2 separate regions of the Homo sapiens genome follow, and region 1 is linked to region 2. A link is an interaction called in ENCODE POLR2A ChIA-PET data of the cell type or tissue named here. Cell type or tissue: endothelial cell of umbilical vein. All regions are shown on one strand. Each heading gives the region's core, and the rest is flanking DNA. Links, peaks and the distances in the headings are about the cores only. Region 1 overlaps IL17RD (interleukin 17 receptor D). Region 2 holds the start of HESX1 (HESX homeobox 1).

Region 1 (10,389 bases), core at 727-8,726, 61 kb before region 2:
TCTCTCTGCAAGGTCTGGCCTTTCCCAGAAGCTTTCTGGGGGAGAGGGAAGTAGTCAGCCCAGAGGTGAAGCCACAGTCACCAAGCTCTGACGGGCAGATGGGAGGAGAAACAGGAGTAAAGCCTCCTGTTTCACGGCCCTGCCCGGCCCAGGGGTGACACTCACGGTGTTACCTCCTGATCAAACCATTTCCATCTAGTCTCTTAGATAGCAAGTCCTGAAACATCCCCCTGAGATGCAGTCAGGGTTTCTGAATGCCTTTGAGTGTGTGTGTTGTCAGTATGTGTGCCCAGCCACAAAGCCAACAACAACAACAAAAAAGCACCAGGAAGTCAGCAGTGCCGGCTCCAGGTGTTAACACTTAGCGCATCCTGCCCAGCCCCCACCAGCTTGAGGCCAGCCGCCTGGGAGCCGGACACAGCAATTAGACCCTTCCCAGGCCAGGCGCCTTTGTCCCCTCGCTAACATCATTAGTGTCTGACTTCCTGTGCACAACGGGGCCTCCCGGGGGGCAATCACCGGCTGACCGGGGCAAGGCATTAGACTTCCTTTGTCAAAGACCCTTAAATGTTAACAAGCATGTGAACAAGCTTCCCCTCCCCCACCCCCTCCTACCTCAGCTGTTCCTCCAGCCCACCACTCTCAACTGTCTTGATTCTCCCCAAGCTGTGGGAATCCCAGTTACTTGGGAGAAATATCAAGTCTCAATGTTGGGCGAGCAGCACTGCCTTTCTACAGAAAGAGCCTCCAAACCTGATTTCCTAGAACCTTTCAGTATAAGCATGCAACTCACACTCGCTGAGTGCCCACTGGTTACAAAATACCACCGTCCTGCCTTAAGAAGGGTGAAACAAAGAAAGGTGAAAGTATTCAGCCAACAGGAGTCCCAGGCTGTGCCACACCCAGCCCAATGCCCATCAACCACAGGTGCACTCTGTTCATGTGTTCATGGACTGAAGTACAAAGTTTGGCCTCAAGATGCAAGGACTTTGAAGGTTTGAGTGATATCCTGAGGCCTTCAGAAAAACACTGGTGAGATCTGAAAACGGGGTGAGTGTGAGTTGCTATACAGCTGCAATCCTACCGTCATCCCTCTCTTGGCAATACTATCACCACCAAGGCCAAAATCACTTTGCTCTCATTTACCCCTCATTACCAAGACTCACAGCTTTTTATTTGGGGGAGAACTGTGGTGCATGTGTGCACACACATTGGCACATGGTATTTTCAGGAGGCTTCTGGACCCCTGAAGCCCCCAGACCTCTCACCTGCCTTATAGTCCAGCTCCACTCAATAGCTTGATAGCTTAAAGCTACGTCTGTTGAATAATAGAGAGTGGTTTTACTTCGGTGATTAAAAACAAAATTCAGGCCAGCCATGGTGGCTCACACCTGTAATCCCAGCATTTTGGGAGGCGGAGGCCAGCGGATTGCTTGAGCTCAGGAGTTTAAGACCAGCCTGGGCAAAACGGTGAAACCCATTCTACAAAAAGTACAAAAATATTAGCCAGACATGGTGGTACACACCTGTGGTCCCAGCTACTTGGGAGGCTGAGGCAGGGGGATCGCTTGAGCCAAGGAGGTTGTGACCGTAGTGAGCCGAGATCACACCACCACACTCCAGACTGGGTGACAGAGCAAGACACTGTAAAAGAAGGGGCGGGCGCAGCGGCTCACATTTGTAATCCCAGCATTTTGGGAGGCCGAAGTTGGGGGATCACAAGGTCAGGAGTTCGAGACCAGCCTGGTCAACATGGCTAATAATACAAAAAAAAATTTAGCCAGGCGTGGTGGCACCTGCCTGTAATCCCAGCTACTCGGGAGGCTGAGGCAGGAGAATCGCTGGAACCCAGGAGGCAGAGGTTGCAGTGAGCCGAGATCGCACCACTGCACTCTAGCCTGGGCGACAGAGTAAGACTCTGTCTCAAAAACAACAACAACAACAAAAACAAACAAAAAATTCTAATGGGGGAGGGAAGTGGTTGATGTAAAATCTCCATTTTAAATATAATTATTGGATTAATGCCATCCAACTGTAATCCTTTATAGGCAGTATTTGTTACAACTCAGTAACTAAACACTTTGTCCAAGATGCTGGGACTCATGAACTTTACAAAGTAGAAACATGAAAGGCAACAACTTACACTGTTGAGCACATAAACCCATCAAGACAGAGGTATCTAGCACCTTTCGGATCACAGGTGACAACAGTTATGTCTGCAGCCAAGTCAGTTGCACTGAATCAAGATAAAAAGTGAACTAGGATGTGGCTAATTCTTATTCTTTTTTTTTCATCACTGAGTGTGGAGGAAAATACTCATAGTGTCCACTAGATGAAGAAAACAGCTGATTTTCCCACTCCTGCTCAACTGCCTTTGCAGAGTATGGTATTTGCGGTCAACACACAAAACTGAGTTGGGTTTGGGATATATTTTATAGTATCTGTGCATGAGCCACTATGAAGGATAATCTAAAATTCCAACTTTCCAAAATGAATAATCTATGTCTCTGACTCCTACTCCAGCCACAGCAAAACTCATTCAGCTTCAAAATTAAGATGTTGGTATAAAGCAAAGGACACCATCGCTTACATGATGCCAAGTCCCCCACAAGTTTATTTTGATGAATGTTACAAGTTTCAAAGCGTAAAAAATTTCACTGTCAGTTCTGACTTTTACCTTTTGCCAAACTAATTTTAAAATAGCAGGCAATCGGAAGGATATATTCAAACACTAATGATCCCTGTAACTTTACATCGTCCTACTATTTGGATGGAAGCCAGCAGTCTGTTCTTAAACTATAAGCAATAAATCTAGAAGACTCTCTTTCCTAATTTCCCAAAGATACCACATGGAATTTCCATTAAAGCACACACACACACATGCAAACACACATACACACAATGACATACCAATTAAATCATTGTATGACATTTAGGCCAGGAAATAATTATGCTTGCCAAGGAGTATTCAGCTTTGTTTTAATTTCCTTGAACCACTAAAATGTCATTCGGAGAAGGCAAAGAATGATGTAAAAATGAAGTACTGATGTCTTGGTCAATTTTAGATTTTGATAAATGTCTTTTTTGTGGGTGAAGAAGGCAGTGGGGTGTTCCCAGGAATTAAGGTCTCCCTGCACTCCCTCTCCAAGGATTTCTGGCAAGGAGTGGTATAGAGAGGTCAATTATAAAGCAAATCCATTGTGAGGCAGACGCAGCAGATGGAACAGCAGGTAGGAGCATATTTCCACCCCTGATGAAGTGGGCCTGGTGGTGTGTTCCTAGTCCTCTCCTATAGGGCTGAGGCAAGTAAATGGCACATACAACCTTGTCCCTTCACCTGTCAACAGAAAGAAATCAATGTATCTTGCCACTTCATTAAGGCTTCCCATGGAGAAATGTTTACAAAATCAAAGTAATATGGTGAAATTAAATTAGAAACCTGTAACATTTTGTCATGAAGTTAGCATGAAACAGAAGCTAACCAGAAAAGATTAAAAGCAGTGATTAATTCTTTTTTAAAGGAAAGTCCAAAGGTTCTGGCTAAACTGACTTTAAACTAAGAATCGGGGAGCTCATTGCTTTCGCTGCTGCGGCCACAGCCATGAGTATGCTCAGGTTTCAGATGAGGCTCGCCTTTAGTGTCCTCTGCTGTGGCAAGAAGAAGGTCTGGTTGGACCCCAATAAGACCAATGAAATCGCCAATGCCAACTTCCATCAGCAGATCCAGAAGCTGATCAAAGATGGGCTGATCATCTACAAACCTGTGACTTTCCATTCCCGGGCTTGATGCCGGGAAAACACCTTGGCCCGCTGGAAGGGCAGGCACATGGGCATAAGTAAGCGAAAGGGTACAGCCAATGCCCAAATGCCAGGGAACGTAACTTGGATGAGGAGAATGCGGATTCTGTGCTGGCTGCTGAGAAGATACTGTGAATCTAAGAAGATTGATCACCACACATATCACAGCCTGTACCTGAAGGTGAAGGGGAATGTGTTCAAAAACAAGTGGATTCTCATGGAACACATCCTCAAGCTGAAGGCAGACAAGGCCCACAAGAAGCTGCAGGCTGACCAGGCTAAGGCCCGCAGGTCTAAGACCAAGGAAGCACGCAAGCACCATGAAGACCGCCTACAGGCCAAGGAGGAGATCATCAAGACTTTGTCTAAGGAGGAAGAGACCGAGAAGTGAAAGCTCCCCCTTTGTCTGTACATACTGGCCTCAGCGATTACGTAGATCAACCACTAAAATAAAACAAGCCTTTACCTGCCATAAATAAATAAATAAGCTAAGAATGGGGGCTAGGTGTGGTGGCTCAATCCTGCAATCCCAGCACTTTGAGGCAGGGGGATTATTGAGCCCCAGAGTTTCAGACCAGCCTGGACAACATGGTGAAACCCCATCTCTACCAACAAAAACACAAAAATTGGCCAGGTATGGTGGCATGCACCTGTAGTCCCAGCTACTTGGGAGGTTGATATGGAAGGATGGCTTGAGCCCAGGAGATGGAAGTAGCAGTGAGCCATGATCACTCCACTACCCTCCAGCCTGGGCAACAGAGCAAGACCTTGTCTCAAAACAAACAAAAACAAACAAACAAACAAAAAACACACAAAAAAAACAAAGAATGGGGAGCTGGGTCAGTGTGAGGCCAAGCTGTCAGGTGAGCAGCACTGCTTCTAGGGACACAGATTCAAGCATTTCCTGGAGCACTGAGGAGGTGAAGCCCCAAAGGCACAGCAGGTTCAGAGCAAGGTGGGCAGGAGGCTGGGAGGAGGCAGAAGGCCAGGCCAGGATGTGCCACTTCCTGCCTGCCACTTCCCCAACTGCCTGCGAAGTGGTGGGATGCTCAATGATTCTCAGAGATTCCCTAAGAGTGGGTTTTCAAGTTTCTAGAACTGTAGGCTTTTCTTTTGAAGACAGCTTTATTATTTTTGTAAAGATAACAAGTTCAAGGTAAAATAAAATTAAGTACAAAGAAGAATATGAAACTTCTCCCATTCCATCATTTTGAAGAAGACTCTTCCAGACGGTCTTTACTGCCTGCATCACATGGACTGTGACTTGACATAAATTAGATCCTAATATATATAACATTTGCTCTCATAAATCTCCACCAGCTATCAGTTAATGCAGTTCCTTCTGGGTGAAATATGTAAGATCTATGGAGGAAATAACAAAAAGAGCCTAATAAAGTGAGTTAGGACCACTGGGCAAAATTCTTTCTAAGGGTCTTATCAACTGTCATCAACCATCATTTTCTACAAAGGGAAAACACCATTAGTAGGAAGTAGTATAGCAGGCCCCGTCACCTGCTCCAGAGCCGGCTGTGTACATGGAAAAGGCAAGAGGACACGGTGACAAGGCTACTTGCACAGTATACACACGTTGATACGCTGGTAGGTTGCCTATTGATGTGGGTATCCTAAACGCTGTTCTGCAGGGTAACCAAATTACTATAATTTATCCTGTATGTTTCTTTAAAATTACATAAATGTAGGGGATTTTATGATTAGATGACTGGTCTCCAGTGAATAACAGAACTGTGTAAAATTAAAAGGGAAACTGGCAAATCCAGGAAGCAGATAACAATGTCTTCCTCTCTCCAGCACAACAATCACATTACAGCCGTGTGGAAACCTAAGACCTCCAACTCTTTCCAGAGAGTCAGGGTGGCTTGATTTTACAGATCAAGCTAAGGAGATAAAAACCACTCACTGGTAAAAAACGGTAAATTCCATTTTGTGATTAGAATCACAACACATATGTAGCCCAGGTGTGGAAGAAGAAAGAATGAGCTCTGCCTCAAAAACAGCCTGGCCAGGGATGGTGGCTCCCACCTGTAATCCCAGCATTTTGGGAGGCCAAGGCAGCAGGAATGCTCGAGACCAGGAATTCAAGACCAGCCTGGACTCCATCTCATAGACCCCATCTGTATGAAAAATAAGAATAATTAGCTGGGTGTGGTGGCATACGCCTGTAGTCCCAGCTGCTGAGGAGGATCTCTTGAGCCCAGGAGGTTGAGGATGCAGTGATTGCACCACTGCACTCCAGCCTGGGAAACAGAGCAAAGCTCTGTCTACCCCTCCCCCGCCCCCAACCCCCACTCAAAAAAAAAAAAAAAAAAAAAAACTTAGCTGATCTAAAAGCAATATTTAACTTGCTTTTAGGATTCTCTCCTTCTCATTTATCCATGAAAAACCTCTGCAAATGCCCCAGGATTTATCAACCAGATGTCTCAAGAGCTTGAAATATGCTTTTGCACTTGGGAAAGCCATTTTGAGTGAGAATAAGGCTAAACTAGACCCCTGCCTCTAGGTGTTTACAATTAGTTTTGGAAAACAAAGCTAAAAGACACGAAACTACAGTAGATAAGGTTACACTGCCTAGAATGAATGGGCTAAGTTATGCCACTGAGCTCTATGTGTAATAAGATTTCAGACAAGGGGTAATTGAACAGAGGAAGGCTAGCCAGAGAAGTGTCTTCAGAGGAGGCATGTCAAGCTTTGGGGTTGCGGAGGGGAAGGAAGTTTATTTCAAGCAAACACAGACCCAGGAGCTTGTGCTACCAACTGTACCACCCAGTGCCCAACACATGGTAAGCATTCAGGAAATGGTTGCTATTTCTCAGGGATGACACAGAGTCTTCCTGGTCATCCAGAATAAACACTTCCCACATCCCTGGAAGTGACCAACACACCCTCATTGCTTCTGTGTTAGACACCCCCAACTGGCCTGAAAAGATGGGCACCATAGGGCTGAAATAGCCAAGTGGGTTCAGCTTTGCATGTGGTACATCTTGGAGACAGGCAAGATCCAAATACAGTGGTCCTTACAGATGTGAGCACAAGCCTAGATTTGGCAGACAGAAGCACAGGGAAAAGGTCTCTGATACAGGCCAAGGTGGCAATGGGGTAGGTGGGGAGATGAGGAAGGAAGAAAGAGGCAATGAAACAGCAGCTTCAAAGGATGAATCCAAAGGACCCAAGAATTGAACAGATGGGATGAGTCAAACCCCAGGGCCTGGAGAGCAGAAGTGACACTTATAAAACAGAAGACTGGAGCTGGGGTCTCAAAACACATATCCATTTCAAGATGGAAATTGATTCCCTGCCCCTAATACAGATGGAAGGTATTTAAGAAGGAGGAAGGTGAGTCCTGGTCACCAGCCGCTTCCAATTTTCACTTCTCTTCCCTCCATGACAAAAAACTTTTGGTATTAGGTTAGTGCCACAGAGGCCTAAGTTGGGAGTCTCTAATCTTCCCCTGTTGCTCTTACACACCTTGACTTTCCTGTCTGTACTCAGAGTAAACCAGTGTCATGCTTCCAAACAGAGCTCATTAAATACTAAAGAGATAAGAAGACTCAAAGCAAAGGCCCTTTGTTAGCTTTTACCAAATCTTCATCAACTTCCCTACAGATCAAGACCACTAAAAACAATCTTTAAAAATTTGACATTGGCACAAAAGGACAGAAAGGACAATACTGTATGACTACATTTATATGCGGTATTTAGAGCAGTCAAATTCATAGAGACATGAATAGAGATAGCCAGGGGCTGCGGGGAGAGGAGAATGGGGAGTTATTGTTTAATGGTTATGGAATTTCCATTTAGGAAGGTGAAAAAGTTCTACAGGTGGATGGTGGTGATGGTTGCAAAACATTGTGAATTTACTTAAAAATCTTTGAACTGTACATTTAAAATGGTTAAAATGGTAAATTTTATGTTATGTGTATTTCAACACAATAAAGAAAAAAGTAAAAACAAAACAAACAAACAAAAAACATTAAAGGAAACTGAACCAGGAAAGGAATGATAACAACAAAACAGTGTTAGGGCCACATATGCAGGAAGAACTAGAGACTAGAGGGTGGAAGACTGGAGCGAGGTAGACCAGATAGCCAGCAACTGCAGCAGTCCACATATAACATGACAGGGACAGCAATGTACTGATGAGGATCAAAGGACAGGTCTGAGAGGCATTTTTAAGGAAAAAATAGCAGGACTTGGTGACAAATACAATACCGAGGTGATGATGAAATATTCAAAGGTGACCTGCAGGCTCTTATTTGGGGAAGTCGGAAGATAGTGATTTTAAGGCAATAACGAGAATACTGGGGGCCAGGTGCGGTGGCTCACACCTGTAATCCCAGCACTTTGGGATGCCAAGGCAGGCAGATCACCTGAGGTTGGGAGCTCGAGACCAGCCTGACCAACATGAAGAAACCCCATCTCTACTAAAAAAATACAAAAAATTAGCTGGGCATGGTGGTGCATGCCTGTAATCCCAGCTACTCAGGAGGCTGAGGCAGGAGAATAGCTTCAACCCGGGAGGCAGAGGTTGCAGTGAGCTGAGATTGCACCATTGCACTCCAGCCTGGGCAACAGGAGCAAAACTCCATCTCAAAAAAAAAAAAAAAAAAAAAAAGAGAACACTGGGGAAAGAGGGTCTTTTTTTAAAAAGTAGGCTGCAGAAAAACAGTGAAAGTGAGGTGCCTACTATCTTTTTACAATATCATATATTTTGGGGGGAGGGGAGAAATGCAGGATTAAAAGGCAGGACGTCATGTATGACGGCATGCCACAGAAACTTAAGGACAGATAGGCTAATTCATAAGAGGTATACAAAATTAACAGAAAGTGTAAAAAAATAACAAAAAGCCAGGAATTGGGCTTTGTGAGACTACCCATAGTTAGGGCACGCATGGAGGAAAAAGATTGAAAAAGTGAGTTTGGCAAAGTAGGAGAATGAAATACAGTCAAAATAAAGAATATTAAACAGGCTACGGGTAAAAGAATGTCAAGATGGATGTTTTCAACATGAAAACCATCTTTTTAAATGCTTTTTAAACTTTTTCCTTTGTTTAAATTTTTTATTTTGAATTTTTGTGTAATTTTGAACTGAATGTGAATTTGAGTGTGAATATTATATATACAAATATGTGTATATTATTTATGGGGTACATGCAATGAAAATTTCCTTTTTTTTTTTTTTTTGAGACGGGGTCTTGCTCTGTCTCCCAGGCTGTAGTGCAGTGGCATGATCTCAGCTCAATGCAGCCTCTGCCTCCTGGTTCCAGTGATTCTCCTGCCTCAGCCTCCTGGGTAGCTGGGAGTACAGGCACGTGCCACCACGCCAGGCTAATTTTTGTATTTTTAGTAGAGACAGGGTTTCACCATGTTGGCCAGGCTGGCCTTGAACTCCTGACCTCAGGTGATCCGCCCACCTCAGCCTTCCTCCAAAAGTGCTAGGATTACAGGTGTGAGCCACCTCGCCTGGCTGAAAACCTTTTTGATTACACAAATCTCTGAGCAAATAATTATACTGCTAGATCATTTAAAATAGCTCCTCTATATTAATTCCTAAGTTTTCTGCTGTTATTCAAACTCAACTCCTGGTTTTACAGGAAAAATAGAAAACATATTATTAGGACCATTTGAATCAAATGTTTTCATATGTTTAAAACTTAAAAAAAAAAATCTGGCCCTGGAAAAAAGTACTGAAAAGACTGCTAGTTCACTGTCAGGCTTCTGCATAAAGATACCGAGCCGGGCACCTTAGAGGCAAGGCTGTGCTCAGAGCTCACAATTCTGCCAGACAGCCCTCTAATCTCCCACATTATGGAGAAGAACACAGAGAACCCATGTCTTGATGTTCCCCAAGATCTGCTCAGCACTTTACAGTTTGAACCACTGTTAAAATATACCTTTTTGCAGTTTTTGAAACAATGCTACATGGAAAATGTAGAGACTACCCACACTGAACTACGAGCTCTAAATCAGGTCATTTTTTTTAACCAGATACTCCTAACCAACTGGTCTACGAGCTAGCATTTAGAATAACTGACAATTTCCCAGAACTCAAAGAGAAATAAAAGTTCAAAAGATTGGCTAGAATGGTATCAGTAGGACTCAAAGTTATCGAATTAGATTTCAATTCAGGCAAACCATTTTTGTTAAAAGCTCACAAAAATGGTGAATGTTTGCATGATGGCACTAATACAAGTATTAATTTTCAGACCATCCTGTTTTGGGCATTATTCAACATTTGCTGCCATTTGACAGATGTACATCCATAGCCCCGAAAGGCTTAGTGGGTCAGTTTTGGCATCATGGCTAACAACTTTCTTTCTCAAAAGTAGTGTAGAAAAGCTGAGGTGTGGTCATCTCTGAAATTTGATTGATCTCTGAGATGAGGTCTACTCTGGGAATATTACACCTCTAGAATTTATTTCCAGACACCCAGAACAGGTCTAGGGAAAGTAATATTCTAGGAAACAGTAACTATTACACTGGTTCAATGCTTATCACTAATGAACATTTATTATGCAGTAGCAGAGCTGTGACTGACCTTCACACTTTTTTTTTTTTTAATTGGAGACAAGGTCT
Region 2 (10,389 bases), core at 1,253-9,252:
CATCTCAACCATGTTGAGTCTTACAATCACTAAATTCAGTATATCTGTCTGTTTATTTAGGTCTTATTTGATTTCTTTCATTAGCTTTTTGTAGTTTTCAGTATACAGATCCTGTACATGCTCTGGAGGGAACTATTTTTTTAAATTTAAGTTTCTAATTGTTAGTTGCTTGTATATAGAAATATGATTGACTTTTGTATGTTGATCTTGCATCCTGCAACCTGGCTAAACTCACTAAATCTCGGCACTTTTTGTAGATACCTTGGAATTTTCTACATAGATAATCATGTTGCTGTGAATAGGGATAGCTTTCTTTCTTTCTTTCCAATCTTTATGCATTTTTTTTGCCTTATTGTACTGGCTAGAATTACAAAGGCAACATTGGATAGGAGTGATAAGGTGGATATTGCATTGTTCCCAGTCTTAGGGGGAAAGAATTTAGTATTTCACCATTAAACATCATGTTAGCTTTATGGTTTTTTTTGTAGATATTTTGTAGATGTTAAGAAAGTTCCCTTCTATTCCTAGTTTGATGAGAATTTTTATCATAAATGGCTACTGCATTTCAATGGATATTGAATGCTTTTCAATGTCAGTTGGTATAATAATGTGATTTATCATCTTTAGTCTATTAATATGGTAGATAACATTAATTGATTTTCAAATATTAAACCAGGCTTGTCATCCCCTAAGTAAATCCCACTTGGTGATACTGTGTTATTCTTTTTTGTATTGCTGGATTTTATTTACTAATATTTTGTTGAGGATTTTTGCATCTTCGTTAATGAGGGATAGTGAACTTGGGCTTTTTTCTTCCCTTCTTTTACTGTCTTTAATTTAGTATCGGGGTAATATAAGTCTCATAAAATGAGTAGAGAAGTGATCTTCTTCTTGTATCTTCTGAAAGAGATTGTGTAGAATTGATGTTACTTCCTCTTTCAATGTTAGATAGAATTTGCCAGTGAAACCATCTGGGCCTGGAGTTTACCTTTTCAGAGGTATAAAATTATTATTTCACATTTCTTTAATAAGTATAGAACTGTTATAGTTATTTGTTTCTTCTTGGGTGGATTTTAGTAGTTTGTAGATTTGATCTATTTCTTCTGAGCTATCAAATGTGCGCATAGAGTTGTTCATAGTATTATCTTATTCTTCTTTTAATGTTGATGTGGTCTGTAGTTATAGCCCCTCTTTCATTCCTAATGTCAGTGACTTGTATCTTCTCCTTTTTTTCTTTGTTAGTCTGGCTAAAGGTTTATTAATTTTATTAAGATTTGTAAAGCATCAGTTTTTGGTTTCATTGACTTTTCTCCATGGTTTTTCTGATCTTTGTCTTCTGATTATTCTGAATTTATTATGCTCTCTTTTTTGTTGTTCTTAAGGTAAAAGGTTAGATTGCTGATTTGAGATCTTTACTAAATTTTTTTTTTTTTTTTTTTTTTTGAGAAAGGGTTTCACTCTGTCACCCAGGCTGGAGTGCAGTGACATGATCATGGCTCACTGCAGCCTCAACCTTTTGAGTTCAAGCAATCCTCCCACCTCAGCTTCCTGAGTAGCTGGGACCGCAGGTGCACATCACCATGCCTAGCTTATTTATTTATTTTTTTGAGACAGAGTCTCGCTCTGTTGCCCAGGCTGGAGTACAGGGGGGTGGTCTTGGGTCACTGCAACCTCTGCCTCATGGGTTCAAGCGATTCTCCTGCCTCAGCCTCCCAAGTAGCTGGGATTACAGGCACCTGCCACCATGCCCAGCTAGTTTTTCTATTTTTAGTAGACACGGGGTTTCACCATGTTGGCCAGGCTGGTCTCAAACTCCTGACCTCAAGTGATCTGCCCATCTTAGCCTCCCAAAGTACTGGGATTACAGGTGTGAACCACCATGGCTGGCTAATTTTTTAATTTTTTGTAGACCTCGGTCTCACTATGTTGCCCAGGCTGATCTTGAACTTCTGGCCTCAAGCGATCATCCTGCCTTGGCCTCCCAAAGTGCTGAGATTACAGGTGTGAGCCACCATGCCTGGCCTCCACAAATTTCTGATGGCAATTTCAGGGAAAAAGGACTTAAATCTAGTGATTGTTGTTACATCTTAATAAGGTTTAAAATACAAAAAAAAAAAAATCTTAATGAGGCTTAATATTTATACAGGTAAGGATGTACATATTATCTAGACAAAATGCCATTTATATATAGAGAAAATATTATTTCCAAAAAATTATTGGGACTTAAGTAATTATTGATTACTTTAGGTATCAAACACTCAGACTTTTAATCCCATCCCCCTACTCCCACCCAACCCTGCCAAAAAAAAAAAGTGGAAGGAAGGAAGAAAGGGAGGAAGAAAAGAAAAATGTAGTACATGTTTCTAGCTATTAGCATCACAGCCAGTAACTCCATCTACTGGAAGGCTTAAGAGGAAGAGGCAACTCTGGAGTCAGGCAGAACTTGGTCTGAATTCTGGCTGAGCTGCTTCAGCTGTGTGGCCATGATCAAGTCATTTAATCTGTGTCCTTCAATCAGCTCATCTGTAAAATGGGGTAATAATAATCATAATAAAGGCCCGGCGTGGTGGCTCATGCCTGTAATCCCAGCACTTTGGTAGGCTGCGGTAGGCAGATCTCTTGAGGTCAGGAGTTTGAGACCAGCTTGGCCAACATGGAGAAACCCTGTCTCTACTAAAACTACAAAAATTAGCTGGGTATGGTAGCGCACGCCTGTAGTTCCAGGTACTTGGGAGGCTGAGGCAGGAGAATCGCTTGAACCCAGCGGGTGGAGGTTGCAGTGAGCCGAGATCATGCCGCTGCACTCCAGCCAGGGCAACAGAGTAAGACTCCATCTCAAAAAAAAGAATCATCATCATAATAAAAATATCTGATGCTAGGTTTTCTTATTTGTAAAGTGGATTGCCTATATTCACTTTGCAGAGTGACTGTGAAAATTAAATGGGAATATTCATGTGAAGAACCATATTGCATAGCTCATGGTGGACACTTAGTCCATTTGGGCTTCTATAACAAAAATGCCACAGACTGGGCAGCTTATATACAACAGAAATTTATTTCTCACAATTCTGGAGGCTGTGAAATCCAAGATTAAAGCATAGGCAGAAGAAGTGAGTCTAATGGGGTGTAGAGTGTTGAGAGCCACCAGGAGCTGCCTTGTGCTGTGGACTGATGTTCCAACAGGAGTCAGAACAGTCAAAATGACCATGAAAGGTATCCAAAGACTAACTTTGGAGGGGGTTTTATTCCTATGGGGCTCAGTGAAATGGAGATAGCAAGTCACCCTTTGTCAGAATGTGAGTTGAGTTCCATATTGAGAAAATTGAGCAGTTCCCAGCTCTCTGCTGGGAGGAACAAGGCCCAGGTTGATGCTCTGTGCTGGGTTTGGTAATGGGAGATTTATGCCATTCGTGTGATGTGTGATAAGATGCAGGAGGTGAAAGCGGCTATGAACACTGATTAACTCAAAAGTTGACCACCAGCACACACAGCCATTGTTTCCAGCAGCACTCTTTAGTGATGGGCTTTGTCTGGCTGGCTTCACAAAAGACAAATGCCATTACAGGAGACCAAATAACCTTATTTAGGCAGTTGTCAGATAATAGAGACGCTCCAGGTATTAGCCTGACTGCATTAGCTTGATTTGTTACTACTGTTCACCTTGTCTTGAGCATTAATGGAGACAAAAGGCCTAGAATTACCAGGAACAGAGATAAGCTGTGGATTAGAGCCTACGTGTTTTGAGGGAAAGATAATTCTATCTCGGGTTTTCCTTTCCATTTTCATTTTGCTTGATTTTTCCCGAGTCCAATTTTCCCCCTGAATATCATTATATTCTCTCCAAATTTCTAGCAATTGTAATTCCAAAAATGTTACTGATTCATTATTTCTTTTAACAAGATCAGCCTTTATCTTTAGATTTTTAAAAAAGATTTTAGGGGAAATACACTAGCAATCTTTTCTATTACCCTGCTTCTTGAGTATTCTTATATATTATGAACTTGCTTCACAAAAGTTATAATAGAACTTATATTGTTATTAGTATCAAAAAATATAAAAAAATAGGCATATTACATTTATAGTTATTTATTTAATATTATAAATTCTTGTTTTAATTTTTCTGACTTATAAATGTTTCAGTTATAAATATATCATTTCTATTATAAATGATTTCAGTTATACATATGTAGCTTCAGTTATAAATATATAAGTTCAGTTGTAAACACAATTTATTTCAATTATAAATAAAATTGAATTTTAGGGCCACATAAATCAGTTATATAAAATTGTCATTGGAAAATACTGAGACAATGATGGTCTAGGGTTATGATGTTTCTCTCCTCACCAGACTTTTTAGAGGTATGCCAGTTTTTATAATTAAAAAAAAACTTAAGTGCATTCTTAGTTGTCAATCGATATCTGTGATGGTGTTTCATTTTTTTCTAGATTCTATCATTTTGCACAGAATCTTTACATTCCTCAGAGATTTGGGAATTAGGTTTAATTGTAGAAATTCTAGATAAACTATGATTACTCTGAAAAATCTCAATTTATGAAAAGCACTACTTCAAAAATACTTTAATATTAATATTAATAATGTGGAATATTTTCTTATTGTGTATAAGACTTGAAATCTTATCCTAAACCAAGCAGACGTTCAGGAGACAGAGCTATAATTCTGACATGGCAGGATGTCAGAGAGACGCAAAACTGAATATCAAGTGTGATCACATTTTAAAAAATAACAGCAAAAACAACAAATATGTGTGTGTGTACATATATAAAGATGTTTTTGTGATACACAAAAAGATCTTAAAGATGTTTAATGATGGTTATCTCTGAAGGATGAGATTCAAGGGGGATTTTACTCTATTTCTATACTGCTTATATTGTTTGCAGAATACAGAATGACAATAAATTTGGAATTAAAATAAAAGCTTACCCATCATGTGACACATTCCCCTCCAACCCACTCCTCCAGAGCCTACTCCTGGTAACTTCCAGTCTTTCAATTTAACATAATTTCATAATAACCTAATGGAGAACAAAGAAAACTCTTTGTGGATAAATTTGAACTAATACATTTCATAAATAGTGCTTCCAATTTTTATATGAATGGAAGCAGCTCTTTATATTGGAAAAAGTGGCTCAGTCTTTTTTGGAAAACATGTAATGCCTATGTTCTTCCTAACTACCCTGTTGCCCTTCTTTTCCTCCTCCCTCTCCATCTCAGCAACAGTGGAATAGAATAAGCACGCTTATTGTTGACCAATTGTTGGGACACATAGCTCTCAACCTCAAATGTGCTCTCAGTAAATAATTTTAAAAAGCTCTAAAATCTGAGTCATGCTGCGTTTCCTTAGAAATAATATGCAAACTCCCTCTAGTCTTTTATATATAAAAAATAGTGATTATAGATTCAATAATTCAATGAGAACCTTCCACCTTGATCATCACTGGGACATCAGAAAGGACAGAGGACAGAAAGAAAAGAGAAGCAAGGGAGAATTCAATTCAAATGGACAAAGCTGAAATTTGGCTTCCAGTGGACAAAGTCAGAGTCTTAAGCTGACATTTCAAAAAAAAAAAAAAAAAAAAAAAACCACCCACTGAAGTCTTCCATTAACTGGAAAACAAATGCCCAGATTTCCAGCCGAGAGGGCTCCCTTCTTGTTATATATCTTATCCTATTCTCATCTTTTTTTTTTTTTTTTTTTTTTTTGAGACGGAGTCTCGCTCTGTCGCCCAGGCTGGAGTGCAGTGGCGCGATCTCGGCTCACGGCAAGCTCCGCCTCCCGGGTTCACGTCATTCTCCTTCCTCAGCCTCCGGAGTAGCTGCGACTACAGGCGCCCGCCACCGCGCCCAGCTAATTTTTTGTATTTTTTTAGTAGAGACGGGGTTTCACCGTGTTCTCGATCTCCTGACCTCGTGATACGCCCGCCTCGGCCTCCCAAAGTGTTGGGATTACAGGCGTGAGCCACCGCGCCCAGCCCCCCATCTTTAATTGGCAGGTAAAATGGGAAAATGGGAAATGAAAACACATAGTTTTTGTTACTTAGAAAGCACCTTGATTATTTCCAGTGACTATGTCAGAGCACTTACAAAAGGTGGGTCAGTTATCCTACCTTCTCAGTCAACTTAATATTGCAGTTGATTAGAAATCATTTAAACTGGAAATAGATATAAGCTACATGATCACTATCACTAATGAATGAAAGTAAAGTACAAAATTAAACTAGAAAACTATTTAAAATTTTGCATTTATTTGCTGCTTACTTCTTTTGTGCAATTCAATACCAATGGTATAAATATGATAGCTGATGCTTGTATATTTCTACTTTGGCATAATGACTTTGCTTGGAAAAAAAACTTGAAACTAACATACTGTAAGAATTTGTTCTGATAAATGGTGAGAAATTCTCACTGCTTTATGCTATAAATCAAGAGAAGTTGAAGATTCATGAATAAATCATAATTTATAATATAGTGAAGCATAATTATGTTTCAAAATGTGCATGGAAGAAACTAATGAAAACAACTCACACTTTTGTTCTTCAGATTATTTTACTTGAAATACTTTATAATTAGAATCCAGCTTGTGGAATCACTTAGTCATGAGTCTATTGATTTTAACAAACTAATTTATTAGATTAATTTGGCTTACTTAAAAAATAGCAATCTTTTCTGAAAATGTTTATTAAAATATATATAAAAGGTCTTTACTATAACTAAAAGTGCCCAAATATGTACCATGCTATAATAGTATTTACAATATATTTTCAGAAAAAATGACAATATTCAGATTAAATGCAGGAAAGAAAACATCACATTTTAACACTTAATATTTCCACTGATTCTTCATGCTCTGCAATTAGAAGATAATTTCACTTGTTTAGTTTTCTATCTATTCCAGCAGATTTGTGTTGAAATTTTTTTTCGCCATTAGAAACTGTGATTCTCTATGGGACCTTTTCAGTTTTGCACGCCGATTTTGAAACCAAATCTAAAGTTAAGGAAAAATAAAATAGGTCTCAGAAACATTATTTTATTATTCTTAACATTTCAACATCATGAATAACAACTAAATTTGAAAATTACCTGGATTCTGTCTTCCTCTAGATTCAATTTTTGAGCTAAGTCTTCTCTAATATCGATACCAGGATAGCAGTTTACTCTAAAGACATTTTCTAACACTTCAATCTAAGAAAAAAAAATGTTGATATTCAGTATGTCTCCAAAAATGAGCTTTAATTTCTAGAGTAAAATGACTACATTTAAATCTTGGCAATTAATCTGGATGCCTTTTTAAAAATGATTACCTGGAAATTGTTAAAATATGGTAGTCTACTGTTTCATTAATAAGGCTTCTAAACTGAGATACCAAAGTGAGTGGGCTTTTGCTCAACTTGGTGTCAATTAAAGCCTTTATATTATCATTATTGGGTGAAAAAACTTCCCACCTGGTTTTGAGTAAAAGCAGTTCTTGGTCTTCGGCCTCTATACCAACTCAACTCTCTTTTCAAAGACAGTCTTTCTGAGGCTGAAAAGTAATTTTCATATTTCGAAGCTCTTTCTTCTGGCATTGGGTGATCCACCACGCTAGGGAATGAAATCCCACTGGGAGGATTTGGGACATGTAGACATAAGTTACCATCTTTCCCTAAAAACAAAAAAATAAGCCCTGTCTTAGATGGTCAATCTTATGTTCCACAAAGTTCTATAGAGGTAGTTTCAGGAACTCATCTTTCATTTCCTAGTGGAATTCTGGGGTTCACAAGAGAATTGCACCCCGTTAACCAAAAACCAATAAAAAATGAAGATCCTGTCTTGGTAATCCTGCCTCTTTGGTCTCTGAATGTCGTTTATTTTTCAGTGAAAAGAGATTTCAAATATCTGATGTGTCAAACAGGGAGAGATCTTCTGAAGTAAATGCAGGTTCTTGGGATTTCCTGTGAGTGAATTTATCCACTTTGCTCAATCCAAAGCTGATATTCTTTTAATTTCCCATAGGACTCAGTTGGAGGCATTAAAAGTCCTAGACTCTGGCTGGGCGTGGTGGGTCATGCCTGTAATCCTAACACTTTGGGAGGCTGAGGCAGGCGGATCACCTGAGGTCAGGAGTTCGAGACTAGCCTGACCAACAGGGTGAAACCCCCCTCTACTAAAAAATACAAAAATTAGCAGGCCATGGTGGTGCATGCCTGTAATCCCAGCTACTTGGCAGGCTGAGGCAGGAGAATCGTTTGAACCCAGGAGGCGGAGGCTGCAGTGAGCCAAGATTATGCCATTGCACTCCAGTCTTGGCAACAAGACCAACACTCTGTCTCAGAAAAAAAAAAAAAATAATAAATAATAATAATAAATTAAATTAAAGTCCTAAACTCTAGCTCTATGTAGTATGAAATAAAGGGCAAATTAAACACTGTAAATGAAATAACAAAGAATTGAAACAATTAAGCTGTGGCATACCTGATGAGCTGCAGGTGTCTGCCCAGGGCCTGTGGGGTTTCATTAATGGAACACAGTCTTTCTTCTGGTCCAGTCCTAAGATTCTCTCAATTGAAAAGGAGCAAGTTGAGGGTTTGTTTTCCCCGAGCTGAGCGCCTTCCTGAAGGCTGGGAGACATCCTCTCGTGGTCTGCACAGAGCAACAGCTCTGGCCTCTGCTGGCTCTGCCCCACGTGTATAGGGCTGGGATCTTCCTGCAGTTCACCTTATAGCTCCGCTGACAAGGGGGCTGGATTTAGAACGTCACTAATTAAAATCCTGTCTTAGAAAGTTTTAGCATGTCAATGAACACTTGCCCAGCCAGCAGCTTAAGGAGTTAATTGTTTATTTGTTTGCAAGTAATTAGCAACTAATGGCTACACCAGGGGGGCCACCTACAGGGACAAAAAGTGTTATCTCTCCTAAGCAGAACACAGACTTAACTTTCTCTAAAGAAGTGATGCACAAATGTGGCACTTATCTTTTATTTGAAATCATTAATGTATAAAATCAAGCTTTTTATTCTGAAGTTTATACTTTCATGGGCTCCAGTTACCTAAACATACAGGCAAGATACGAGAGCAGTCGAGTAATAAATAATCTAATTTAAGTAAATTTTCTTCCAAGGAAATGGGAAAAAATAATAATCTCTTAATGCTATTACAGTAATTCTGATGAAAATGCCTGTTTTTCATATGCATATGTAATAGGGAATGTTGTCAATGAAAACACAATAGTATTTGGAGTGCAGCATAGTGGAAAAGGTTGGCAATGTTATTAACATGGAGTGTAATTGTCTTCCAAGTGCCTGGATTAATTCATAGGAACAGTTGCACCAAGTATTTTAAATAATTAATGGGCTAATTCCTTTCCTTCCTCTTTTCTTTTAAATGAGAGAGATACATGTTTATATGAAGGTTCATATGTAATCACCTTCAAGCAACTTAGAAGCATGACTACTTAAAGTGAATAATTTCTCTATCACAGTTATTTCAAAGAAAAGAACATAGTTTGCTTTCTAAAGAAAAATTTCCGTCTGTTGATCTTTTGAGGGATGGGCAGAGGATGGAGTCTTTCAAGATGGTAAGGCTTATGAAAATAACCAAGAACAGAATGTTTTAATTTCATAATCCTAAGAAAACTTGAAATTAAAATTAAAGTATAACTGCTGATTGGGAAGATTTTGAACTGGCTGTTCCCCCCGCAAAGGTATACTTGTAGTTTTTATACTCTGCTCCTCCTCTTCTTCCAGTACCTTCCTGAAGATAAATTTAAGTGCTTAGCTTTATTCATTATTTAAACAACTGCTGTTCTTTCCTTCAGGGAAGGGAAAAACAGTCTCCACTCATAGAGGAAATAGCCTCTATAGGATGGAGCTCATCTTCATCAGCTTTTATCCTATTATGATCTCACAAATATTGAGCTAAATTCCTCCTGATGAAAGCTCTCGGGTAAATAAAGGATCTCACATGCAAAACATCAACAGGCATATGGATTTATAAATGTACGTGTAAAACCATTCTGCGGATGAATAAACCGGTGAACATTTATACCTCATGGAGATTTTGTATATAGTGCTGAGATGTAGATTGTGCAAAGGTGGGGGGTATCTTAATCTGGGACGACTAGGAGGAAGCGAGAGAATACAGGACCTTTTCAGCTTTCTTTCTCTCCTTTGAGACATTCATTATTTCCTTCCACAATTGGTTGAGCACCTTCTCAGAACCAGAAAAAAACAAAATACTATCCTTGCCTTCATAGAGCTCACAGTGGTGCAGGGTGGGGGGCAGGAAACAAATAATAATTATAGGTAAATTATCTAGTATGTTAGCCAGGGTAAGAATGAGAAAAGGAAACAGGTGAGCCAGGTAAGATGAATTAGTGCAGGAAGTGGAGGGGTAG

Evidence for each region. Peaks named below come from ENCODE experiments on the same cell type or tissue, not always from the same donor. Only the 100,000 strongest peaks of a DNase experiment are listed, where the experiment ranks them.
Region 1: POLR2A ChIA-PET joins it to region 2 with 12 read pairs; 4 of 35 experiments call an interaction of 5 or more read pairs at or near these places.

Annotation. Positions count from the first base shown.
Region 1 is chr3:57,130,535-57,140,923 of GRCh38, forward strand. The region is part of intron 1 of IL17RD (interleukin 17 receptor D); the gene reads right to left. It also overlaps the pseudogene RPL19P2. Among named protein-coding and RNA genes, the nearest start is that of IL17RD, 30 kb to the right of the region's middle. RefSeq lists enhancers at 1-539, 540-1,366. In endothelial cell of umbilical vein, for the core only: no CTCF peak of the experiment used is centred there; a DNase peak (open chromatin) is centred at 5,597; H3K27me3 peaks cover 783 bases.
Region 2 is chr3:57,191,292-57,201,680 of GRCh38, forward strand. It overlaps HESX1 (HESX homeobox 1), which reads right to left and starts at 8,687. Exons shown (of 4, transcript NM_003865.3): 1 at 8,471-8,687; 2 at 7,462-7,661; 3 at 7,100-7,201; 4 at 6,547-7,004. The coding sequence starts at 8,627. The coding sequence ends at 6,906. RefSeq lists an enhancer at 8,380-8,977. In endothelial cell of umbilical vein, for the core only: no CTCF peak of the experiment used is centred there; DNase peaks (open chromatin) are centred at 5,540 and 6,060; H3K4me3 peaks cover 702 bases; H3K27ac peaks cover 614 bases.